5 separate regions of the Mus musculus genome follow, and regions 2, 3, 4 and 5 are each linked to region 1. Evidence: chromatin loops called from intact Hi-C (ENCODE). Cell type or tissue: heart. All regions are shown on one strand. Region 1 overlaps Card14 (caspase recruitment domain family, member 14). Region 2 overlaps Rnf213 (ring finger protein 213). Region 3 overlaps Rnf213 (ring finger protein 213). Region 4 overlaps Rnf213 (ring finger protein 213). Region 5 holds the start of Endov (endonuclease V).

The links. Hi-C counts contacts between places; a loop is a spot of excess contacts. Peaks named below come from ENCODE experiments on the same cell type or tissue, not always from the same donor. Only the 100,000 strongest peaks of a DNase experiment are listed, where the experiment ranks them.
Region 2: it touches region 1 in a loop (5-fold over the local background); 6 of 42 quality-filtered maps call a loop at or near these places.
Region 3: a loop joins it to region 1, with 9 times the contacts of the local background. A loop is called at or near these places in 16 of 42 quality-filtered maps.
Region 4: a loop joins it to region 1, with 2.3 times the contacts of the local background. A loop is called at or near these places in 6 of 42 quality-filtered maps.
Region 5: a loop joins it to region 1, with 2.8 times the contacts of the local background. A loop is called at or near these places in 9 of 42 quality-filtered maps.

The regions. Positions count from the first base shown.
Region 1 is chr11:119,337,502-119,341,501 of GRCm38, reverse strand. Card14 (caspase recruitment domain family, member 14) reads right to left here. Exons shown (of 23, transcript NM_130886.4): 16 at 3,684-3,810; 17 at 3,030-3,267; 18 at 2,567-2,630; 19 at 1,816-1,927; 20 at 338-511. Among named protein-coding and RNA genes, the nearest start is that of Sgsh, 16 kb to the left of the region's middle. In heart, a CTCF peak has its summit at 1,620 (motif pointing left); a DNase peak (open chromatin) is centred at 1,670; H3K27ac peaks cover 345 bases; H3K27me3 peaks cover 301 bases.
Region 2 is chr11:119,433,846-119,437,845 of GRCm38, reverse strand. It overlaps Rnf213 (ring finger protein 213), which reads right to left. Exons shown (of 68, transcript NM_001040005.3): 24 at 3,018-3,158; 25 at 2,743-2,910; 26 at 786-1,935; 27 at 35-228. Among named protein-coding and RNA genes, the nearest start is that of Mir1932, 45 kb to the right of the region's middle. In heart, a CTCF peak has its summit at 1,739 (motif pointing right); no DNase peak of the experiment used is centred here.
Region 3 is chr11:119,402,751-119,406,750 of GRCm38, reverse strand. The region is part of intron 3 of Rnf213 (ring finger protein 213); the gene reads right to left. Among named protein-coding and RNA genes, the nearest start is that of Mir1932, 14 kb to the right of the region's middle. In heart, a CTCF peak has its summit at 1,915 (motif pointing right); no DNase peak of the experiment used is centred here.
Region 4 is chr11:119,440,337-119,444,336 of GRCm38, reverse strand. Rnf213 (ring finger protein 213) reads right to left here. Exons shown (of 68, transcript NM_001040005.3): 29 at 546-4,000. Among named protein-coding and RNA genes, the nearest start is that of A930037H05Rik, 49 kb to the left of the region's middle. In heart, a CTCF peak has its summit at 1,893 (motif pointing right); no DNase peak of the experiment used is centred here.
Region 5 is chr11:119,489,726-119,493,725 of GRCm38, reverse strand. Endov (endonuclease V) reads right to left here and starts at 2,379. Exons shown (of 9, transcript NM_001164636.1): 1 at 2,267-2,379; 2 at 1,770-1,941. The coding sequence starts at 2,322. A930037H05Rik (RIKEN cDNA A930037H05 gene) reads left to right here and starts at 2,491. Exons shown (of 4, transcript NR_153849.1): 1 at 2,491-2,683. In heart, CTCF peaks have their summits at 2,210 and 2,426 (motif pointing right); a DNase peak (open chromatin) is centred at 2,415; H3K4me3 peaks cover 2,383 bases; H3K27ac peaks cover 1,582 bases; H3K27me3 peaks cover 743 bases.

The sequences.
Region 1 (4,000 bases):
TTTCTTTGGAAGTAGGGTCTTTATGTGAAACAATACTTGGTTATGATAGCCCCTAAGAAGGTCATGTATAGACAAAGACACACATACTGAACTGGTCTGAAATGACCAAAGCCAAGATGGGACTGGGGACTTCCCACACACCTAAAGTGTTGGATGAGCCAGGAAGGACCCACACCTGCAGCCCCCAGAGAGCAGGACTCTGGTGAGGCCCTGAGGTCAGACATCCTGGGAACCATGAGACAGTTGTCACCATTCAGTGTCCCATCTGTGGCCCTCAGTTATAGTATCTCTGAATTTATGGTCCCCTGCTCTGGTCGCTTGACTGAGGAGCACGTACCTGCTGAACATTGCTTAAAACCTTGGAGGAGACACAGCTTTTTACCCAGGATCCTTCCAACTAATCTAGGCACAAACAGCACAGGCCGGGGCCGGGCAGGCCTGTGGGGGTGCACCAGGGTGTACGGTGCCAGGGTGAAGCAGCTCTCTGACCAGAAGCACACGCTAGGACCACCTGCAGAGGACAGAGGTTGTGACCATCTCCCACCTGTGTCCCTGCCCCCTCTCTCCCAGGAGACACTGATTGTGGGGGGCATTCTCAATTTCAGTGCTGCTAACTGCATGCTGGCACAGCTGCTATGCTAACTGTGCATGCTGGCACAGCTGCTATGCTAACTGTGCATGCTGGCACAGCTGCTACAGAGCTCACAGCTCTTCAGAATGAACCTCTGAGGATAGGAGGAGCTTGGTTCCTCCTGAAGGGTGTGAGGGTCCTGCCCTTCACCCCAACTCTTCCCCCTCCTCATCCATGCCGTTCATCCCTGCCCCTCAGGCCACAGCGTCCTCAGCCTCCTCCCTCCTGGACCCTGGGTTATTTAGGTAGCTCCTGTTTTCAATATCAACCTTATTTTTGAAAAGGTTTATTTTTACTTTTACATGTTTTGGTGGTGTGTGTGTGTGTGTGTGTGTGTGTGCGCGCATACCATTGCTTGCAGAGGCTAGAAGACAGCATTGGATCCTGTAGGATGGAGTTACAAGTGGTTGTAAGCTGTCTAATTTGGGTGTTGTAACCAAACCCGGGCCCTCTCCAAGGGCAGTAAGTGTTCTTAACAGCAGAGCCATCTCCTAGGCCCCAGTACCCAGCTTAGATTAGGCATCCAAACTGTCTTAAAGAAAACGAATTATTTCCCTACTACCAGACTCACTTCTGATCAGCTTCACTCTGTAGTTGTTACCCGTGGGCTTACACCAGTCAGACCTCTAGCATGACCACGTGCATACACTGGTCACCTAGTGACCTTCCTTACAGAACACTGGGCGATTGGTAGGTTTTACTGTTCCTGCACACACTTGTGGGCTAGTAGCTTTTGTATAGTTTCACTGGGTCGGGCCTCAGAGTGGGGCACGGCCATTTAGAAGACATCAAATGTGATGCTCAGTTGCTGTTCAGAAGGTGGGTAGATATTTATTATGATCCGTAAAAAACAGCCTGGGGTGGGGGGATGTTGGAGAGATGGTTTTGCTGTTAAGAGCACTGGCTGCTCTTCAACAGACTTTAATTCCAATTACCCACATAGTGACTCACAACCACCTGTAACTCAATCACAATGGATCTGATGCCCTCTACTGGCCTCCGGGGACACTGCATGTCAATAGTACACATAAGTACGTTCATACATACATACATACATGCATGCAAAACATCTAAACAAACAGACAACAGCCCCCGGCCCGAGTGAGAGACACCACCTTGATGGTACTGCTCAGAAGTGACCCCCAATGCCCACATGGTCCCTATGCCAACCAGCCAGGCCTCACCTTCCTCCTTGCCAGAATCCCACTGGCTTTGGTCAAAGGATGAAGTCAGAGGACTGACAGCGGCTTTGTCCACACTGACAATTCGTACTAACTTCTGTGGTCCTCCAGGAGGCTGTCACGGGAGGAACAGGGGGACAGGAAAGAGAGCAGGCTCAGCCATCAGTACTGGGTTTGGGGCCTGACACCCCCTCCCTGCTTCAGCACCCTGCCACATAAGCAAATCCAGAACAGCCTCTGAACAATCAGGCTGTGCCATGAGCAACCGGGCTTCCCAGGCCCCACACCAGGGGTGAGAGGCAGGGGAGGGGCCTCAGGCAGCAGGGCTCTGCAGGAAGGGGTAGGGTGCAATAGGCAGAGAGAAGAGCAGGCCCTCTCCCGACTTAGCATTGCCATGCTCCGGGCAGGGATATCCTAGCACCTTGCTCAGGGACAGATGGGTGCTCAAAGTGAAAGGTGCTCTGTGTCCCAAGAGAACAAGGTGCCCGACCTCAGAGGAAACAAGAACAGGGGGTGGGTTGGTGACAGGAGACTGGGAAAGTGAGGAAGAGCAGGGGCCACTCTGAAACCAGGCCGGTGTGTTCACACGGCCCATTCCAAGGGCCTGCAGGCCCACAGGGCTTGGTGGGGAACACAGGGTCCAGATAGTGCCCTGCTCAGCTCAGTGGTCCACACCCCTCACACAGGATTCCACAGCACCCCGCTCCCTTCCAGCCCACCCCAGGGGCACCATACCCTTCTGCCAGAGCCTCACCTTGCGGGGGACTGTGCACCGTTGAGTCATGTCCTGGATGAGGGCCAGAAGCTGCTGCTGAGCCCTGAGCAAATGAAGGAAGAGAGGCTCTGACAGCCTGACTGAGCCTCCTCAAGGACAAGTGTGACACAGGCAGGGAGCAGGAGTGTTCCACCCTGGGCGCATAGACTCAGGCCTTGAAAATATCTCCTAGGCCTCAGGCCAGGCCAGGCCATGCTAATTTAATTGCCCTACACTGGTCCCAGTGGAGCTAATGCCAGGGCACATAACAGAGAGGCACCTACCACCAGCAGACCCATGCACTCAAGTAAACCTTTTCTTCACTCTTTATCTTGGGCAGGCACTCTGCTATAGTGCAGCGAAGATTCTGGAAGGTGGAGGGACCTCAACACTCAACTGAGACAGGCAGATGTTGTCCTTGGGACATCTGCGGGGTTGTGCAGTGCCAGCAGCAGCTACTCACTGTGAATAGTTGGGGATGGTGCCAGGCTCCATGTCTTTCATGGTGTAGGGGTTCACATGGTGGGCATGCCAGCAGCTGCGGCCTTGGAACATGGTGTCAGTGACATGCAGGATGTCATTGCAGTGAGTTTGCAGTTCTCCGTCCCCTCCCCTCTGCATGGCCAGGTTGACACGGATGTAGAAGGAATCCCCAGACGTTACCACTTTGGCATCTAGGTCCTGGATGAGGTTCTTATAACCTGATAAAAGAAGATGTAAGTGGCTGGGCAGTGGTGGCACACGCCTTTAATCCCAGCACTTGGGAGGCAGAGGCAAGCAGATTTCTGAGTTCGAGGCCTGCCTGTTCTACAGAGTGAGTTCCAGGATAGCCAGGGCTACACAGAGAAACCCTGTCTCGGAAAATCCCCCCAAAAGAAGAAGATGTCAGTGGTTGATGATCCCTGACCTCTGAGCTTACACAAGGAAGGTTCTAGAATGTAGAGATGGGAGAGGGAAAAGTTATGGAAGGCACCCAGTGGGATGGAGGGAAGTTTCCAGTTCATTAGAGTCTGGGGAATTTAGGGAGACCCTGGCTGAACTGCCTTGGCTCCTGGTAGGTACAGCAGGGTCACAGGAGGGGACTGAGAGCTGAGCAGGTGTGGGGTGGTGTCTGTACCTTCAGTGTTGATCTTCACAGACAAGTAGCAGGAGCCATTCACCCTCCTGAGAAGGCCCACAGCCTGCTCCAGCGTTGTATTCTCCAGAGTGGCCCTTAATGATGGCTTGGTAGGTTTATAGTCCACCTGAGGGCAAAGTGTGAAGGTGGGCTTCTCACCAACATGGGATGGCAGCTGAGGTGGGGTGGGGGTGGGAGCCTTCAGAGGACCTCTCGGCTTTCGGCAGCCACCCACATATCTTCTCTCATGGCCTATCCAAATCCCTTGTCACAAGCTGTGTGTAGTGAAGTGAGAATTCTGGAATTCTGGTTTCTTT
Region 2 (4,000 bases), 96 kb before region 1:
TTCCTCTCGTGGGTGGCGGTGCCAGGACACTTACTGAAGTGCTGATATCAATGTGGAATATAACCGGCATCTTCTGATATTTCTCCTTCAAGAACGGCAGCAGTGCGCTTAGGACTTGGTTCTCATCTAGATGAGGCTCTGTCAATCGAATAATTTTTAAAGGGACCGTCTCGTCACGTAGCTTTGCTTTTAGTTTTGTATGCAGTGTGTTCACGTAGAGAGACTTTCCTACAATATGAACATACAAAAATTAGGCCCCAAATCTACAGACCAAGAAGAAGAGAATATAGAGATATTTTAGAAGCGATTCTGATTCAAGCCAGATGCTGTGCACCGCCACTTCTTAGCAGCTTCATTAACCATGGATCTTCAGGTTCCCTGTCCACCATCCACTGACCAACTTTGCCCTTTTCCTGACTACTGACGGCGCAAGTCAGCGATGGCCAAAGGTAGAGTGTGGGGAACCAAATTCTCCCAACAGAAAAGGGTTGTTCAAGGAAGAGAGGACAGGATGAAAGGAAACAAACAGCAACTGAAGCATGGTCAGGGTTTTTTCTCACTCAACCACAACCAGCACTGATGCCAGAAGCCAGCAGCACTCCCAGAGGAAAGAAACTGCAACAAAGTCTGAAGGAGGTGGTCAGGAACTGTGAGAGGACAGAGTTCTCAGTGGCTTACAGCTAAGGAAGAGCCAAACCCCTGAAGAAGGGCTTCATCAGAGTCAGCCTTGCTAGAGAAGGAAGTGTCAGTGGGCAGTATCTGGGAGAGGGGACCTCTTTCATTACCAACGCCAGCTCTTTCAGAGGTCACGATGCCAACACACAGCCCGTCTCTGAATACAGTTGCTGCTGACAGGAGCCGCTTCGGGACCTGATAATGGCTCTGCAGGTAAGCTTGGATGTTCGGGAGCGGGGCCTGGGGCACCAGGGGCACTTTGTACTGGCTGAAGGTGGAGGGGATATAGCAGTGCTCCCGGGCAGCATCACAGAGTATCACCAACTGGTAGTCTTCACGGTGCGCTCGTGTGCACAGGCTCTGGAAGAACTCCTCTGCCTGGCAGCCCACTTCATAGCTCAGCTGGTCTGCAAACAGCAAGCTGTAGACCTTGTGCCCCTGGGAGCCCGAAGTGAGGCAGCGCCGCAGGAGTAGTTCCACTTCCTCAATTGTGGTCGCTGGGGTGCAGAGCAACACCTCATCAAAGGTGGGCAGGGGCTGCCTGGGGGCCTGCATGTAGATGGCCAGTGCAGCTGGCAACACCTCCGAGTGGCCACACAAGATCAGGTTAGGCTGGCCAGCCTGCAGGCCTTTGGGGAGTGGCCGCTCCACAGGAGTGCCACCCATCGTGGCCAGATGAGCAAGGCATCTACCCAGGGCATCCAGGTCCAGACAGTGTGGCAGGAAGGCACTCATGTACACGAGGGATTGCATCATAATAACCTGAAGCTTGCCCATTAGGCTGGGCTCAGAAAGCAGCTGCTGGGGCAACTTTTTCATAACCTCCCGCAGGCAGTATCTGTCAGCCTTGCTTTCACAGGCACTGGTAGCTTGTACGAGGTCCTGGACAGTGCATTTGCCTTTAATGAAGGATAGCATCATGAGGGCAGCTTCACTAGGTCTGGGTTTCCTGAGCTCACTGCTTAGGTAGACCAGCTGCTCAGCTGTGTAGAAGTTGAGGTAAAAGTGTTCAGCTCTCTTCTGGGCGACCACTGTTTTCCAGTTATCTAGGAAGTCCTCCATCTGCCTGCAGAGGGCTCCCAGGAGCTGTATGACATCTCCCTTCTCTGTCAGCTGGCTCAGCAGCTCCAAGCCAAAGTTCATGAAGATGCCCCCGTCAGGGCAACAGTAGACCTTAGCAGTCCAAGTCCTGAACAGCATGTTGCCCGCGCAGTGCAGTTTTATGAAGACATGTACAAGCCGCTGCATGTTGCTGAAGACCTGGGGGAAAGGGAACCATGAGGCCAAAGCACACGCCTGTGGGGAAGACACACTACCCTACACACACCTGCCTGCTATTAAGCCTTTGGAGTGGTAAAGGGCTTAGGCTAGCTCACTTTTCACAGAAATCTGCCTAATAGTCATCACACCACAGCCTCTCCATAGTTATTCGATCGGCTTAACAAGGAGCACCCATCGCCTTTTTGCCTTTTTCTTTTTCTCTTTTTGTTTTTTTTGTTTTTTTTTTTTTTTTTTTTTGAGACAGGGTCTCAGTACGTATCCCTAGATATCCTAGAATTCACTAGGGAACCAGACTGGCCTTGAACTTATAAAGATTCCTCCTGCCTCTGCCTCTCAAATGCTGAGACTAAAGATGTGTGCCACCATGTCCAGGGAAAGACAAAGGATGTCAATGTAAAGACTGTATGGGTATGTGTGTGTTTGTATGTAAAGGCATGGTCTCGTATTTCCAGACTGGCCTCAAATTCAAGACCCTCCTACCTCAACAGGAGTATGGAGGCAGTGAGGTGATTGTTTCTAAGAATATCTGTTGGCCATCTCTTCTCCACAGCTGGTCACAGTTCCTCCTGAGGCTCCTGAGGAGGACCTGCTGCTCATAGGGTCTACCCTACTTCAGATATGTCTCTGGCGTTGTGAATCGGGGTACTACATCCTGCAGACCCATGGCAGAGCTGTGTTGACCAAAAGCCTACACAGACCCTTTCCATAGCTCAGTAACAAAAGTGACTGGCCTAGCTTGACGCCAAAGTGGCCCCTGTGGGCAGCAGCACAAACCTATCTGCTCACCTCTGAAAACTTCTCCACTTCTGTATTGCTGTTGTGGTCTTTCTTTCCAGACATGAGCATCAGCTTATTTAAAAGTTCCTTCAGTTCCTCTGTGGAGTAGGTGCGCAATGCCTCGGGGTAACCATGGCCATCAGGGAGGAGGAGGCGGAGAACAGTGTCTGGGGAAATCTGGGGGGCAGCACACATTTATAAGTTAGTTCCTGCACAGAGTCCCATAACTTTATAGCAAGACCACAGGGCCATACAAAACTGCACCAGGACTTTGGGAGGCTCACCTTCTGGCCATCTTTGGGTGCCTCAATAACGTAGACGCCCCTGCTGTTGATTGCTGTGGCGAGGGACAGAGATGAGAGCTCCACAGATCCATGGCTTTCCTTCACTGTCTTCAGCCACTCCAAATTTCTGGCAGAATCTTTCTATTGGGACAGAAGCAGAGAACAGGCTGGAGTGAGTAGACATGTCCTCACTGGCACTCAGCTGCCCCCCACCCCCACCCTGTTGGCATCACACATGAAGTGTCTGTCTATGCCCCACCCCCAGCACACATGCAGTGTCTGTGCTTGGGCGTGTCCCTTGGGGCTCTGTCGTGCAGCATCTTCACCAGTCAGGCTTCCCCCACTGCTCCAGAAGCCCTAGATGGCAGGTGCAGGGCGTTAGAGCATCTGGGTTTATTAGTGATGAGAGAGAAACAGCCACATATGCACTGCACAGCTCACCACAAGAGAGAAATAACAGAACGAGCATTAGGGAGCCTCAAGCTTTGCTGTTTCTTCTTCTTTTTGAAAATTTCTTACTTTGAGCAAGACATCCAACTTTAATCCTAGCACTTGGGAGATAGAGGCAGGACAATCTTTGTGAGTTAGAAGCCAGCCTGTTTTCAAACAGATCTTCCTGCCTCTGCCACATTAAAAAGTGTGTGCCACCATACCCGACTTATTTCATTTTGTGTGCATGAGCATTTGCCTTACATATGCATGTGCATGTGTGTGCCTGGTTTATATATGCATGTGCATCATGTGTGTGCCTGGTGACATGAGAGGCCAGAAGAGGGTGTTGTATCCCCTGGAACTGGAGTAATGCAAGGTTGTGAGCCACCATGTGGGTGCTGGGAACCAAACCTGGGTCCTCTGCAAAAGCCACAGGGGCTGACCCATTCTTAAGCCTGAGTTGTAGTTTCTTAATGGTCGTTTACAATTTCTGAGGATGACCAGTGGAGAAAGGAAAGTTGCGTTATGGGCTGTCATTTGCATGTGAGCTT
Region 3 (4,000 bases), 65 kb before region 1:
ATGTTAGCCCTGAGGCGGATGGGTACAGAGAGCAGGGGATGGTTGGTCACCTGCCCACAGAGCAGGCCACAGACCTTCCCTAGGCACCAATTGTAGACTCTTGTGTCTGAGAGGAGGAGAGGACACCATGCTATGTCAGCCCTACCCAAATCTCAAGTCTGAGTCAGAACAGAGTGACAGCTCCCCGATCCCACATGTCCCTGGTCTCAGCCATGTGATGCAGGGGAACACAGCTCTGCTCCCGCTCTGGAATGAGCCCTCATGGGTCACGAGCTTACGGAAGGAACGCCAGTTCCTACTGCACGGCCTGGTGCTCCACCATGGGTCAGGTTCCCAGCCCAGTCAGAGCTCATGAGGTCTGAAGGAAGCTGTTTTGTTCTTCTGTAGAGGGCACCAGAGGCAATCTCTCACTCCCTGAGCAAAGCATGATGGGTACGTGGGTGTGGACTCGGGGGCTAGACATAGATATTGGAAGGCTAAGAGGCAGGCAACACTAGGAAGTCGGAGCAGAGAGAGCCATGGAGGGACCCTTCGTCCCAGCTCCTGATCAAGCCCCACCAAAGGACTCAGCAGTGACACGGAGCAGATTCCCTTTAGCCAGTTCTAGCCGGCTGCCCAGTGGTTTGCAACCAAAAGGTCTCCAGTGTCTCAAGCAATCAAACGTCACATTGGGTTTCTCTCCTGCTTACCTACGTCACTGTTCTGCCACAATGACACAAACAGACAAACACACGGTACGGGAAGCCCCTTGTGCACCTGGTCCCTGACCTTTAGACACCTTAGATTAGAACTGCCCCCTCCCAATCCAAGCCCAAGCTAGGACCCTGCCTGGTCAACCTCCTCAGTCACAAGCCAAGTCCACACTGCCACACCCAGCGATGGCTCAGCTCACCAGCCTTCTTCCCTCCTATTAGGGGCAGGCACGTGGAATGTGGCAATGACACTTGGTAGCTAGCACACAGACTAGGATGGGGGTGACTGCGTTCTCAAGCTACCTGCTCAGTGTCCATGACCTCACACCCGGCTGTCTCCTCCTTCTTCCTCTTGCTGGGAGGGCACTGAGCACCTTCGGGACCACCAGCTGTGTCCTCTGAAGCATCTACAAAAACCTCTGGGTCCACTTCCTGTTGAGATATGACAGCCTTCACACAGGGCAGGGTTATTCCCTGCTCCACTCCTGCAAAGGCCTCAGGAACCTCCATCTCGGTGAAGGTCTAGTCGTAGCCACCTCCTTACAAGGAATGAGCCACCTCCCCAGCACCTTTGAGAGTCCATGGCCAATGGCAAGAGGTATAGGGACACTGATGGGCAAGTACCCCAATGTCTAGTGCAAGCGATACAACTTCACACCAAGCAGCTTAGCTAGTTAGGCTCGTCAGCACAACGCACCTGGCCACCACTAAGGCTCTTCTTCCCTTCCTGCAAGACACACAAACCCACTAGCCTGAGTGGAAGCGAAAAATCAGCCAAGAATTCCCCGCTAGTCACCACAGAAAAGCTACCACAGAAAAGCCAGAATGGAAGCAGGCCAACTCTTACCACCCACTGGCTCCACCAGCCAGGAAGATCCCTTGACCCCCATTAATGGGACTGGGGTGTGGCTGCTGAGTGGCTCCCAAGCTTGGCTTCTGAGGCCATCTCTCCTGATGCCCACCTCAACACACAACACACAGTGCTGAAGCATCACGCTGTCATTACAGCCACTCTATGAAATGCACTGGCATTTCATGAAGGACCACACGGTGGTTGTCAGAACACACACAAAGGGCCTCACAATCCAATCACCAGACAGTCCATTAACATTCACATTTCCAACCCAGCCCATGCATATTTAGACATTTTTGTTAGTACTAGTACTTCTTAAAAGGTTTGTCTTTAATTATGTGTGTAATGAGTGCAGGTCACTCCAGGGGCCACAAGAGGGCGACAGATCCCATGGAGCTGGAATTACAGCTGTGAGCTGCCTCATGTAGGTGCTGGGTTCTCTGCAAGAACAGCAAGGACTAAGCGGATGCGCTTCTCCAGCCCGCTCCATCCATTTTAAAATGACCAGTTCCACCCAGAGTGTTGTTGGCCACACCTCTGTCTAACAGATTCCCATTCTCATTACCCCAAAGGGGCAACTCCTACCAGACCATGCCTCTTACCCAGACACAGGCAACACTAATCCCTCCCCCCTGAGAATGTGCACACTTTATGCTGATATACATGGACTCATGCCCTGAAGTTGTGTTGCTACACACACACATTTGGGGTGGTTTGAATAAGTATGGACCAACAGACTCATGTGTTTGAATGCTTGGCCCATAAGAAGTGGCACTATTAGGAGGTGTGACCTTTTGTGTCACGGTGGGAGCAGGCTTTGAGGTCTCTTATGCTCAAGCCCTGTCCAGTATGGAATCTTATGCTGCTTTCAGATCAAGATGTGGAACTCTGGCTCCTCCAGCACCATGTGTGCCTGCGCACTGCCATGCATCCCACCACAATGATAATGAATGGAACCTCTGAGCCTGTAAGCCTGCCCCAGTTGAATGGTTTGCTTTAAAGGGGTTGCCTTGGCCAGGATGCCTCTTCATAACAATAAAACCCTAACAACTGTTGTGGATAGCCCTGGGGCTAATTACATTTGATGTTAATTCCGTTCTCCCCAGAGTGGTTCCCAGCAAGGAGTGAGTCAGCACTCAGGTAAACCCGATTCCCACCTTAATTTGTAAAATACAGGAGAGCTGATGATTGGGCAGATAAAAGGGAAGGTGGAGCAGAAGGGGGAGAGAGAGAAGAAGGAGGAGAAGAAGGAGGGAGAGGATGCAGAGGAGGAGGAGGAAGAAGAAAAGAGGAGCAGAAGAACATAGCCTGGAGAAACCCAAGTTCTAGGGGGTCTCATAAGCTGTGGAAGATGCTAGTGTAGCGGTAGATCTGCCCAATCTAGGCGCACAGAATGTATTCATATTAACTGAGTTGTGTTTTCATTGCTGGGGCACATTTGGGTTGGACCTTTACCGCAACATAACTAAGACAGGCCGCACACATGATGGGCACTACATGTAGGCCTTGTACCCATGGAGGCTAGGAAAGAGTGTCAAATCCCCTGGAACTGAAGTTACAGAAAATTGTAAACCACCATGTAGGTGCTGAGATTCGAACCCGGGGTCCTCTAGAAGAGCAACCAGTACACTTAACTATGGAGCCCTCTCCAGCCACCAGGCAGATTTTTGGTTTTGTTTGTTTTATTTTTTGAGACAAAGTATCAATTGATTTATAGCCCTGGCTGTCTGTCCTGGGACTCACTCTGCAATGGAGCCCGCCTTAAACTCACAGAGATCCAGCTGCCTCTGCCTCCTGTGAGCTGGGATGAAAGGTGTGCGCCACCACACACAGTTTAAGAATGCTATTTTAAAATAAAATCTGTGGCGTTTTGTACTATTATTCTTCCTCTGATTCTGAGATACAAATTGTCCCTTTGGCATGGTTTTTCTATACAGTCTTTCTCAGTGACTACATACCCCAGGCTGACCTGGAACTCAAATCCTGCCTCTTCTCAAATTCTGAAATGATAGCAAGTTCCACCAGGCCCAGCTGCTGTGAGCCTGTGGTTGGGAGACTTTAGAAAAGAGGCAAAGACACAGTCTCATTGTAGCCTAGGCTGCCCCAAACTCACTACCGTAGGCAAGACTGGACTTAAACTCTTGATCCTGCCTCTGCCTCCTGAGTGCTGAGGTCACCACCACACCCTTGCCAGGATTTCCCCAGACTGCAATTCATCCGGTGTTTGTCATATCCTGAGGCTTTCTTGTCATTTTAAGACTTTTTCTGATGACAGATACACCGGCATTGGCTTGAACTTCTTTCCTCCCTTGCTAGAAGACTACATTAATTTCTCCACCCTCCGGGCCCTAGAGTCTAGGCTCCACTCCCGTGCTGTTTCCTCCACTCTCTGACTGAGAGCTAACCAACCAGCCCCAGGCTCCAGTGCGGATCACATCAGGAAACCACTTGAGGC
Region 4 (4,000 bases), 100 kb before region 1:
AAGCCTTCTAACTGGTCTATTTCCATGGCAGCCTTCTGTCTCACTGCTGTCCCCCTGTCAAGGCCCTTCTAGACATTCTCCTCTGCAGGTGTCCCTCTAGGCAGGAAGGATCAGGTTCCTTAGTGGGCCACTGAGGCCCTCCAGGAGATCGTTCCGTCTCAACCTCAGGGCATAGAACTCACAGCTTTGGACCTCAAGTTCTCCCAGTGAATGCTCCCCGAGATGCTCACAGCTCACTGCCCTCCTCCCTGCACTGGTACCTCGTAAAGAAATTCCGATATCCCCTTCTTTCCACCCATCTCATGCATAACAGGCTTCCTATGTCCCTGGTCCTGCTAGAATGCTGCCTTTCTAAGCTACACGCACACTGGCTTCCAATGAGAACTGTGCAGAGCTGGGCACACTGAGGAGCCCAGTCTCCACATAGCTGTACTACCTGTAAGTCACCCCTGCATGCTGGCTTAAATACAGCTGGAGTTTCTGACCCTAGGAGCCTAGGCTCTCAGGTGACAAAACACAGGGAGAGGCTGTGGGAAAGTGGTCACCTCTGTGAAGACAGCCCGGCATTCATGATGGGTCATGCGCAGGTGGGCCTGGAGGAAATCTACAAAAGAGTTGTGCTGCTGGGCGTAGTAGTACTCCTGTGACAGCTGCTTTGCAGTGAACGAGCCTAATGAGGAACCGCTCAGCCGGACCACAGCGTCTGGTGTTGCACAATCCAGCAGGATGGACCTGGCCTCTTCAGACACCTTTCGGTACAGCTCCTCCGTCAGATCCCTACAGCCCTGCCTCTCTACAGCCTGCAGCACCACAGAGGCACAGGCATCTGAATGGTAGCCAATGAAGACATCTGCAGGACTGTACTTGTGTCTGGCAATGAACTGGTCTGCTTTTACATCTGCGAACTCGTGTGCCCACTGCTGTAGCTCCTGCACGATGCTCTTCTGCCACGGCTGCAGCACAGTGTTCATGTCCAGGTAGTGCTTCTCCAGACGGTTGATGAGGGGCACAGGGAACTGCTTGTACACCACATCCTTCTCCTCGATGACGATGAGGCGGAAGGCAGTGTGCACTCGGCACTTGACTCGGTGGGTGCCTAGTCCAAGGTCCACGTACTTCTGACCCCCAAGGTAGACATAGTACTGGTTGAGAGCATCATACAGGCTCTCATAGAGATTCTGCAGGTTCAGCAGCACCACCATCTTCCCAGTCTCCATGCAAATCTTTACCCGGTTAATGTTCCTGCAGATCTGGGTGTATTCCTGGTCCTGGGGAAAGCTGGAGCCAAAAATGATCTCTGGTTGCTGACCCTCAAAGAACGTCTGCTGTAGGATTTGCAGCGCCACATAGTTCCTGGTCAGCACGAGCAAGTAACGGGACTCAGCGCCGTCCAGGCCCCTGCTGGACGCCTGCGGGCCAGGGTAAATGTTCTGCTTGATCAGCTCCACGGTGCTGACTTCCTCCTTGTACCTGGCCTCCGGGAGACTGGCTGTAAAGATGCTCAGGGCCTGGATGTTGTCTTTACCACTGAAGTTCCTGAGGACAGCATGCGTGATGTCTTGTGGGGAAAGCCCCCTTTTAGAAGCTTTGGCCTTGGCAAAGACCATCTTGATGAGGCTGTAATAGTCACGAAGCCCAAAGAACTCCTTATCCTGCTTCTGACACACTGTTTCATAGGCCTTGGCAAAGGGTGCAAAATACCCACGGATTTTATCCTGCACCAGCCTGTCTGAAGAGCAGATCCCCTCAGCACTCTCTATGAGCTCTTTCTCGTTGGGACTGCCGCGGGACACAAAGATGCCTCGGTTCATCTTGGCAGGATCTAGAGCCCAGTTGGAAATGCCAACAAAGCCAACTTTTTTGTATGGGGCAGGGTCATCTTCAATGCACCCGTCTTCCAGCAGGGGGTGCAGAGTCTTCAGGGGCATTTTGGGTGAGTCTTCAGCCAGCCCAACTTCATCCAACACCACCACTGAGACATACTGCCCCAGGTCCTTACCCTGCTGGAATCGAGCGCACTGCTTGAAGGTGCTGATGATACCTTGGGGGGTGGAGTGTGGGCTGCACTGGAATGACACCAAGTGGACCTGTTTCAGGCAGCGAAAGAGCTCAGAGAAGGCAGCCTGCCCTTGCATGGCATCTGCCACAATGATCTTGGCAAGGGATTTGGAGCTGCCGGGCTTCCCCACTAGGAAAAGGGGAATCTTAAGCTCAATGCAGATTACCATCATGAAGACATTCTCCTTCAAAGCCAAGTTCCTGGCTATGTTGGTCCTTATGGGTGCCCCCCTCAAAAAAAGATCCTGGACATGTGTGACCTCATCCAGGATGGCCCTGCTGCTATTGTATGGTTTGGGAAAGCACCTGGCGATGGCAGTGCGGTAGGATGCTTTCTCTTCTAAAGAGGCATGGTAGCATACCCCAATGGCCATCACCAGGGACCAGAGAACAGGATCTCTCTCAAAAGTATGTGTGCTGTCACTGGATTCATGGAGAAACTTGTCGAGCTCCTTTAAGAGCATATCACTATGGTCATGAAACCACCGGAAAACTTTGACACAGCGCTCCACGTCCCGGAGGCTGACGAAACCACATTCATTCTCCCTCTTCCTCATGAACATCTGCGAGGCAGAGAGCACATCTGCAATCACACAAGTCTCACTGGGATTCACAGAGACGGAGTCCACCAGTCTCTGTACGATCTGCTGGATGTAGAGCTTTTCTGCAGAGTCATTCAGCTGCCCAAAGTCCCATACCAAAGGAATGAGGCTTGGAGGCAGAGCATGAACACGGTAGACCAGCTGCCGCAGAGGGATGGAGCCCAGCCTGTCTGCAGTCTCCTCTGCACTCACTCTGTATCCCAAACCTGCTGACTCCAGGCGGAGGATCATCTCCTGGGAGTGCTTCCGATATGGGTTGCAGGCAGCAATGATATGCAGGCCAGAGTCCTCATGTAGGTGCTCACCATCCACTGTCCGATCACACAAGATCTCTTTGATACAGCTTACAGCTTCTGTTGTGTTGGCTTCATCAAAGAACAAGATGGTATCCAGCTTGTGCTGGGCCTTATTGGAGAAGGCTGTTCTCTCAGCCTCCTTGACCTTGGAGTAGATCATGGATGGTGTTGTCCCTCCATGGACCTTCACTAACTTCATCGTTTCTGCCTCCACACTACCACGCTTGAGGTCACTAAGAAATTTGATGAGCCTGGTTTTCCCACAGCCTGTCTCTCCCATGATGATAACAGGGATCCCACATCGGAACCGCATTTCAATGGCCAGGATCTTAAGCATATTGTCTGTGGTAAGTTCATATGTTTCATCAGGATCAATAGGCCACTCAATACCTAGTGCCAGGCAGAGTCTTTCAAGCTTCTCATATCTGGGCAAGTTATCAAAGTCAATGTTGAAGGGCACTCTCTGAAGCCTCAGCCCATCAAACAGTTCTTTGGTCATGACGTCTTTTTTGATGACCTTACCATTTGAGGGATTGATGGCATCAACATAGCCATTGTTATTGGTCTCCAAGTGAAAACCTATGAATGTCATGGTCATGTGGTCACCATTGAAGAAAACATATGGATGGGGCTCTGACTCCCACCTCTTTCGAAGAGAGAAGGGAGCTAGGTCTTCTTCAACAACTTCGCCAATGGTGACTGACTGCCTACCTGGGCTTTGGTCTGAAGTGTGAAGAGTCGGAGTAGCAAAATCCCTGGCCATTAAGATCATGAAGGTCACCACAAAGTTCTTGAAGCCCCGAAGTGTGTCTCCAGTAAAAGCTGACTTGCAAAAGATAGACGCCTCACAGTCTTTGAGCTGACAGTTCAGAAACCAAGCAAAGTTCCGAAGCTCTGACCAGGAAGGGTTTATGAGGCCACAGTAAATGAGGAAGTGCTGCAGGCACTCCTCAGGAGAGCCTTCCACAGAGCCTTTTTCATACTGAAATGTGTCCAGGTTCTGCTGCTGATGGAACCGTTTTAAATACTGGTAAGGTCGTTGGA
Region 5 (4,000 bases), 150 kb before region 1:
TATCCATGGAGAGAAACAAAGAACAATACTTGAGGCAGGGGTGGGAGGGCGGAGGCTGTGAAGAAACAGGTAAGTAGCCTACAGAAGGGGTGACTGTGGCACACGTGCAAAGGACAGAGAGGAAGTCCTGAAGAGGTAGAAGACATGGAACTGGGAGGAAGACTGGGGAATACTGTGCAGGGGAGAATATGAATGAAGTATAATAATAAACACATGTGAAAAAAATTACTTTTTGTTTTTCAAGACAGGGTTTCTCTGTGTCGCCCTGTCTGTCCTGGAAATCACTTTGTGGACCTGCCTCTGCCTGCCGATTGCTGGAATTAAAGGTGTGTGCAACCACATCTGGCTGAAAAATATATTTTTTTTTACTTTAGCTCAAAAAATTAAAAATAACTTTAAACATGGCGCTACTGTGAGACAAGATGGAAAGCAGGAGGTTTGGGGAGGCAGAGATGTTCTGCTTGTGAAAAGTGTGGTGTGTACTGTGTGCCACTGAGGTGAGCAACCAGGATGACAACTGCAGTTCCTGAGAAGTGCGCCACAAAAGCCATCAAGGCTGCGGAAGGCCCTTCCTTCCCGACCCAGGCTACAGCGGCAGCAGTAAAATGTCCAAAATGGCAGCGCCTATCAAAATAGAGGCACTATGACATCTCCTCAGCCCAAGGCCATCACAGGAGCTGTCCATGGTGGCAGCACCTTTCCTGCCTCAGCCTACTTCTGTCCTGAGGAGCTGTCCACAGTGGTGAGACCTTCTTTCAATGCCCCAGCCTACAGCCTTGATGAAGCACCACTACCGGAGTTGTTCACAGAGGCAGCACCTCTCTCCAGCCTCCCCAGCAGCCTCAGAGATGGCACCTCAGCAAAAGCTGGCTGCCACCAGGAAGGACTTCCTACTCTAAGTCATGGCCCTAATACAGGGAAAGGAGGTGAAAAATCCAATGATCCCTGAGCCCACCCCAAGCTCAGGACTTGAGATCCCACAAATCCTCATTCTGGAAATCTCTGCCCTGAGAAGCTCTGTCCCCTCAGAAATCCTATAAAAGCACTGCCCCTTTGTCCAGTTTCCTGCTGTCTGCCCCCCCCCCCCCCCCCCCCCCCCCGAGAGCAGAGGGCAGCCATTCCTAGATTAGTCCCTCCTCCTCCTCCTGGAGTCTTCCCTCCAATAAATCTCTTTCATAAAATTTCCTGCTTGGTGTAACTCTCCTGTCAGAAAAGAAGCAAGGAAGAGAAGAGAAGAGAAGAGAAGTGGAGAGAGCGGGGCTGAGGCTTCCTCTCAGAGCTGTGTGGTTCCCGGGTCCTTGTGTCTCACGATGCCTTTCCATTGGGACACCTTTCCCCTCAGAATTTTAAGGTCCCTGGGCTTCCGAGTCCCTTCCATCTGATCAGAAACACAACAACCAGACCTGGAATTGTCTGTCGATCCTTTAAAAACTACTTTTAATTCACCATTTGTGTACATATATGTAGACCCGTGGGAGTTTATGTACATCACAAGCATCCTGGTGCCCATATTTCCTCTGCTTTTTGCTTTTGAAAACTTTTCTTCAAAGGCATTCCAATCTATTCATTACACTCTACAAACGGGGTGGAAGTGTATCAGTCCCTTGCCTAACACATTCGAGGGCCTGAGTCGGCTTCCTAGCATCAAATATATATATATACACTACGGGGTGCAAGTATTAAAAAAAAAAAGTAAATTTTATAAAACTGGACCCTGGCTCTCTGCCTACGATCGAACTGCACCGGGCGCAACATCCCACCCGGGTTACCTTGAGCTCGGGGTAGCTCAGCACTACCAGGGAAGCGCAGGCCCGGACACTGTCCCCTTTCACGAAGGACACATCCACGCCCCCGACCTTCTGCAGGCCCGAGAAGCTGGGGTCCCGCTGCCAGGCCTCCGTGTCCCGATCCACCACGCGCGCTTTCAGCCGGGCTTGTTCCCTAATAGGACACGAACATCAAACGGGCTCAGGGCCCATGGGAAGAGCGCGACGCTCGGGGCGTCCCCCCTCCCAGCCCACCCTCTCTCCTTTTTGTCCATCAAGCCACACTGAGAAGGAAAAGCTCTCGGCGATGGGAATCCCCGGTACCGGAAACGAGGACCACGCCCACAAAGGCTGGCTGCAACTTCCGGCAGCCGGCGGCCCGGAGCAGGCCTGTGCCGCAGCACCGAGGGTCAGTTTCCCAGCCGCCACAGGGGCTGTGAGGTCGGAGGTCACTGGAGAAGGCCACCCCCTTGGCTAATGCACGACCCCGACCCCATTACCCTTTCCACAGCGACAGGGTTTCCTCTGGCGGCCGCTCAGCGGCCGTGTGAGCCATGGCTAGCGCCTCGAGGCTTTGAGGACGTCACTTCCGGAGCGCCGGCGCCGAGCTGTTAGCCTCGCTCGTTTAGCGTCCCTCCGCTTCAGCTGAGGTTGCCGCCACCAGGGGCCGCTGTCACAGCAGTGCTGGGCGCCGAGCGCTGACTTCTTCCCGCGCGACTCTCTCAGATGCCGGCGTCCCGTCCCGTAGGTGGGTTGGCGCACAGGTTTGGGAAATGCAAGCCCAGCTCTGCGCCTTACCTGGCGCCTCCAGCCCTCCAGCAGCTTCGGCCCCGCTCTGAAAAGATTGGCCAGCAGTTGCATCCCTCGCACACACGGAGCCCTGAGCCCTGGGGTAACGCGGTTCCAATTACTGCCAGGTTCGGGTCCGCACATCGACACATTGCGTATGAGCACGCGCTTGCGGAGCAGAAAACCTCTGTGCAAACTTGAGACACCTTTGCAGCATAGATTTTTTCAGTTGTACCGATTGTGAGAAATTAGTCCGGAATAAGAACTCAAAAACCAGTGAAGTCGAGGGTCCTGGGCGTGGGCGCACTCCATTAATTCCAGCATTTGAGTAAAGAGGATCCCTGAATACGAGGCCAGCCTGGTTTACAGTAATTGAGTTCTAAGACAACCAGGACTACACGGAGAAATCCCATTTCGAAAAAACAAAAACAAAGGATCCTCCAGACCAGGGTGTGTGTGTGTGTTAGTTAGGGTTCTTCTAGAGGAAGAGAACCGATAGAAAATACATAAAGGGGATTTAGAGCTTGCCATAAGCAGGCAAAAAACAAAAGCTTCCTTCTTTCATGTCTTTTTATACAGGCTGCCACCAGAAGGTGTGTCCTAGATAGAGGGCAGGTATCTGGACTCTTAGGTTTTAGTTCATTCCAGATATAGCCAAGTCCACAAACAAGATTAGGCACTACAGGGTGTCAACCCAAAACAAAACGCAAAGTTGGCTATGCTCAACGATTTGGTGCAGAACTGTAGTTTTTATATTCTTGATTGCATTAGTCTGCCTCATTCATTTCCTGCTGGGTGAGTACTTAATGAGGACCAGTCTTTCTGTTTCTAGTATAGGTCTCTTACCCCAAATACCCATCCTGTCCGTTTAGTACCCAGAGCCTTACCTAATGTGTATCTCCCTCTCAATGACATGAGCTCAGCAGACTGTAGTGTTTTTTTTTTTTCTTAGAGATTTATTTTCATTCTTGTAAGTCTGGTAACGAATGCAGGTGCCCACGGAGACCAGAAGAGTTAGATTCCCCTGGAGCTCAAGTTACAGGAGCCTGTGGTCCTCTTGACATGGGTGCTAGGCATTGAATTTGGGCCCTCTGAAACAGCAGCACATATTTGGCAATTGCTGAACCAGCTCTCCAGCTCTAGATTGTAGCCTTTTGTTTGTCTTTACCTTAAGACAAAAGAGCCAAGGCCAGCAGGTACCAGCAGGAAGGACTGGGGTTTGCGACCTCTTGCTTTTTTATGATCTGGTAAACTTAAGTGTATCTAAGGTACCTTCTCTGGTATTAGAAACGGATGGTTCATATTTTATTTCTTAGACCAGTAGTTCCTTAGGGATCTCTTCCTTCTGAGTTCTGGGAAATGCTGGCATTGAGTCCAGAACAAGAAAATGGGAGAGTATGTAGAACTGTACTGTGCTGTTGTGAGGGAAAAATCATAAACAAACA